Regions from separate parts of the Homo sapiens genome. Here region 2 is linked to region 1. A link is a loop called in an ENCODE intact Hi-C map of the cell type or tissue named here. Cell type or tissue: CD4-positive, alpha-beta T cell. All regions are shown on one strand.

What was found. Peaks named below come from ENCODE experiments on the same cell type or tissue, not always from the same donor. Only the 100,000 strongest peaks of a DNase experiment are listed, where the experiment ranks them.
Region 2: a loop joins it to region 1, with 3 times the contacts of the local background. A loop is called at or near these places in 6 of 110 quality-filtered maps.

What each region holds. Positions count from the first base shown.
Region 1 is chr6:28,251,221-28,253,720 of GRCh38, forward strand. It overlaps ZKSCAN4 (zinc finger with KRAB and SCAN domains 4), which reads right to left and starts at 1,049. Exons shown (of 5, transcript NM_019110.5): 1 at 338-1,049. The coding sequence starts at 760. RefSeq lists enhancers at 608-677, 808-857. In CD4-positive, alpha-beta T cell, no CTCF peak of the experiment used is centred here; DNase peaks (open chromatin) are centred at 651 and 1,081; H3K4me3 peaks cover 1,697 bases; H3K27ac peaks cover 600 bases.
Region 2 is chr6:28,442,330-28,444,829 of GRCh38, forward strand. ZSCAN23 (zinc finger and SCAN domain containing 23) reads right to left here and starts at 1,162. Exons shown (of 4, transcript NM_001012455.2): 1 at 1,070-1,162. RefSeq lists enhancers at 961-1,471, 1,045-1,094, 1,265-1,344. In CD4-positive, alpha-beta T cell, no CTCF peak of the experiment used is centred here; a DNase peak (open chromatin) is centred at 1,172; H3K4me3 peaks cover 1,160 bases; H3K27me3 peaks cover 766 bases.

The DNA.
Region 1 (2,500 bases):
CGCCATTTTGAAATTGCCAATTATAAGCCCTGTCCCTAGGTCTTATTATTTAGTGCAGTAATAAAAATCCACATATATGACTTTAATACAAATTTAATTCTTTGCTAACTGTATGTCAATATAGTTGTGTTCTTTTGTAATCCTTTATAGTTTCTTTATATATTTAAAAATATAATTCTGAGAAGGAGTCCAGGGACTTCACCTTACTGCCAAGGAGGTTCACAGTACAAAAAGAGATGAAGAACTCCTGGACCTTAAAGGAATGCCCCTCGCTCCGATCTGGGATTTCAGGAGGAAACAGACCACAGCGCTCAGATACTAAACCTGTTCTTTCTACCTGCGGCGCCGGCTCATCCAGCTGCCTCTCCAAATACTCCAATAGCACCACCACCTCCTCCCCGCTCTCTGGATGCTGCTCCCGCACCCAGCTCTGCAGATTCCCCGGCAGGATGGTCAGGAACTGCTCCAGCACCAGCAGCTCCAGGATCTGCTCCTTGCTGTGCATCTCAGGCTGCAGCCATTGTCCGCAGAGTTCTCGGAGCCGGCTCAACGCCTCGCGGGGGCCCGCAGCCTCCGGGTAGCGGAAGCCTCGGAAGCGCTGGCGGGAGCGTTCGGGGCCCCGAGCAGGGCTGCAGGGTGCTCTCACCTCCGCCGTCAAGGCGGAGGCTTCCTCCTTCTCCACCTTCACGGTCAGGAGCCCCGTCTGGTCTTCTGCAGACTGGGCGTCCAGGGCTGCGTTTTTTCTCGGTTCTCTAGCCATTCTGACCCAAGGCAGTACTCGGGTCTCACTCTAGTTGCGACCTGTATATCTTCAGAGGATTCTGGAAGGGTGGTAAATTTTCCAGTAGAACTGCAAGTGGTCCCCCTCCTGTCATGCCCAGGGGCCCAGGACACCCCCTGAGGCGCAGCTGCACAGATCTCTCTTATAGTCCGTGCCTTTGCAGGGTCGTCCTCTGCACCCCACTCTGAATCCCACAGTAAGTATCACCAAAGGATGTCTTTGGGAGTGAAAGTGATCACTCTCCAGACATAGGAGGGAAGTTGAGGCTGGGGCACAGGAAGTCTCGATGGGAACTAAGGCCACTTCCTGGGCGCTCTAGGAAGCTTCTCTCGGTGGTTGTCTCCGAATTAACCCATTAGCTACCCTGTCCTTACCTCCACGCAAGGGAAGGCAGTTAAGGGATAGAGAAGGAAAGGATGACAGACCTTGGATCATAAGAAATAGGACTGAGCCTTTAAATCCTGGAAGGATGCCGCTGCGGCTCATATTTCTTTCCTATGTAAAGCTTGCTTAAGCAGCTGGCATAAAATTGACACTAAAATTGAGCTGGAAAGCAGGGGTTCCCCAGAGCCCCAAGAACCCTGGCAGGGGGACCTTTAGTCTCTCTCAGAAACATCAAAGCAGCAGAACACATCACCAGGCACTTGCCTGGAGCGAGCAGTGGCTGCCCTTGGTCCTTCCCCACTCACCCCCTTAATCTGTCACTTTTTTTCCTCCTCCTTAAGGCCAGACTACTCCTCCCGACCCTGACTGTAGCCCTCACCTCCCACTAATCCTCAACACACTGTCCCACTCCCCCACTCACCACTTTGCACATTCCATGGCTGCTTCTCTGGCAATCAGGCTTATGCTGCTCTCCACCTCCAGAAACTCTCTAGTCTCTGGCTTCAGGGACCCCATTCTCTTCTGCTTTCTTCCTTCCTGTTTCTTCCCAGCCCCCAATCACAGTCAAGCACAGTGGCTAGATACGCAGGTAGCCAGGTTACCTGTGTAATCCTGGCTTACCCTCCCTGTGCCCGACTTTTCCAATCTGTAAATAGGGAAAGTAATAGTAGATAGGGATGTTGTAGGCATTACTAGGGATTAGATAATGTTGTGAGCACTCTTGTGTAAAGTGCTTAGAACAGTGCCTGGCATGTGATAAACTAGGCCTATCCTATAATAGAAGAAAGCCCTGAGAATTCTTTGAACTAGATGGGACTCGATTTTAAGCCATAATTGACTGTAAGTTATTTGACTGGACACTTCAGTAAGCCCCTTTCTGCCCAGTGGAATGGAGAAGCTACAAAATGCAAGTTCAGTAGTTTATGAGGGGAAAAAATATCATGTCAGTACTTTCTTGAGTTTTTCTTTCTTTGCCTATGCCTCTACATTCCAAGGATTAAGAAATAACATAACTTAAGAAAATGAGAAGTCCCAAAGACTGTTGCAAATGAAAAATACTACAAAATATCTTTCTCTTGATGAGCTACCACAGAAGGTAGGGGGCACTGCCCATGAAGTATCCTTATAAGTGAACTTGAATCTAAGTACTTTTCTAGATCCAAATATTTACAGAAATAAGTTAAGTTAGCAGTTTTCACACTCTGTGTCACACAGAATCACTGGGGAGCTTTTAAAACATCCTGATACCTAGGCTGCAACCAAGATCAATTAAATCAGAATGTCACAGGATGGGACTCAGGCATTAATAACATTTTTTGGTTGTTTTTGTTTGTT
Region 2 (2,500 bases), 190 kb after region 1:
CATATAAACATGCAAATTAATCTTTTAATAAGATAATGTACAATTTTGGTACAATGGTAGTTTAATTAATAGTTGCTACTTTCCCTTAGGGCCAAGACTGTAATCTTTTTCTATTGCTCAAAGAACAAGATGAGTGGGTGAAAACATGCACACAAACCAATAAAACGGCTGTTTCATCAGGTTTGCAGAAACACTGAAAGATATACGTCTTCAGATATATTCTCTCCAATCAAATCCTAACTAGAAGCCCAGGACTACTGAGGTACAAAAGAAGGACGGGATTCAAATGAGCGAAGTAACTTCCCGGGTTATAGCTGTAAAGCTAATATAGGAACAGAGTGGAGTTAGCATAGCAAAGGTTTTAAGAAAATGGAGTCTGGAGCCAAATTGCCTGTATTTGAATCCTGCCTACACCCCTTACTCGCTCTACGACCTTGGGCAAGTTACTAACTTCATTTTCTTCTTGTATGTTAATTTTAAAAAGGGGCGGGACAGAGAGGTGGGGTGTAGTCTACATAATAATAGTGTCTATCTCATAGAGTTATGAGAAGCAGATAATATTTGTAAAGTGCTTAGAACAGTGCTGGGCTGGCACATAGTAGATGCTATTTATTCTTTTAAAAAATTCGATAGCAGCAAGAGCCTTTATACTATGTGAGTTAGACTAAGAAAGGCTGTGGCATAGTTTAAAACTATCCCTGCTCATTCTTTAAAATAAGTCCACAGTAGAGAATAAGACATCGGAAAATACAAACATTTCTTCATATCCGAATCTATTTGAATCCTAAGATGCAGATACGGAGAGTTCAGAGTGCCATCAGTACAGGGCAGAGAGGTTGAAGAGCTCAGGAACAGACATAGGGTGGGGGAAAGGGGTAGGGGCAACGACGCTGACTTTTGGTTAACAAAGCCCTTCCAGGCTGCGGAGCAACCTCCTCTGCCCTTCACCTGCCCGGCCCATCTCTGGCCAAGAAGACCCTGCCGCCAAATCCCCACACCCAGTCCAGGTCGCAGTGCACAGACTGGCCCTTCCGAAGCCCCTCAGCGGTAGCCCGACTCCGAAGCTCACCGAGGCATCCGTGAGAGGAGATGCCACCTAGCGCAGATCACATCTGCTCTGAATCCTTGACAACCGCAGCCCAAAGAATGATAAACTACAAAGGCCGGAAATGCGTCACCGCGGCCCGCTCTCCGCGAAACAGCGGTTCCGGCTGTGTTCCTTCTAGGAAGGCCGGAGGTTTCCACACCTCTGTGGTCGTCACTCTGAATCCCGTCTGTAGTCTTAAGTGAGATACTAGGTGACACATTGTCTTCCACGCGGCAATATAATAACGGCCAACATAGTGTTTTAACACGTATTAATTCATTACCCCGCATAACAACCCTGTGAGTTAGGTACAATTATCTCCATTTAACAGGTGAGGAAACTGAAGCACATTTCTACATTTATTAGTTGCCATTTCCTGCAAAGAATACCCTTTCTTTTCCCTGCCGTCTCATTTTATCACGATGAACTCATGGATTCCTTTACAAATAATTACTGTTATTATTATGTTGATGCTCAAATTATTTAAAATTTGGTCAGTTGGAGCCCTTTCACACTGCTCCCTCTCTTTTCTTTTTTTGACAAAGTCTCCAGGCTGGAGTGCAGTGGATGCGATCTCAGCTCACTGCAACCTCCGCATTCCGGGTTCAAGTGATCCTCCTGTCTCGGCCTCCTGAGTATCTGGGATTACAAGAACACACCACTATGCCTTAGTGAGGCTGGTCTTGAACTCCTGTCCCTCAAGTGATCCGCTCCCTCGGCCTCCGAAAGGGCTGGGATTACAGAAGTGAGCCACCGCACCCGGCCACAAACAGGTTTCTATGTCCTTTGATAAGTTCCCAACAGTTTTTGTGCACTTCACTTTCTCACAAAAGATATTTCAGTCCCATTTTATACTATTCCTACCCTAAACCTAGAATCACCATTGCTTCATGAAGCTACAGTACATCAGTGAAAAATGGTATATAGAAACCAAGATCTGGATTTCGGGCAATGAATAACCTCATTGCTACTGTGTCTGGCATTGGTTCCTGCCAGTCTACTGTGTCCAGAATTGGCTCCTTCCAGTGGGTTCCTGCTCTGACTTCAAGAATGAAGCCGCGGATACTCACGGTGAGCATTACAGTTCTTAAAGATGGTGTGTCTGGACTTTGTTCCTTCTGCTGTTCAGATGCGTCCAGAGTTTCTTCCTTCCGGTGGGTTCGTGGTCTCACTTGACTTCAGGAGTGAGGTCGTAAACCTTTGCAGTGAGTGTTACAACTCCTAAGGGTGGCGTGCCTGCAGTTGCTTCTTCCTTCTGGTGGGTTCGTGGTCTCGCTGACTTAAGGACTGAAGCTGCAGACCATCGTAGTGAGCATTACAATGCTTAAAAGTAGTGCAGACCCAAAAACTGAAAAGTGGTAAGGTTTTATTGTGAAAAGGGAAAGAACAAAGATCCCACAGCACAAAAATCAA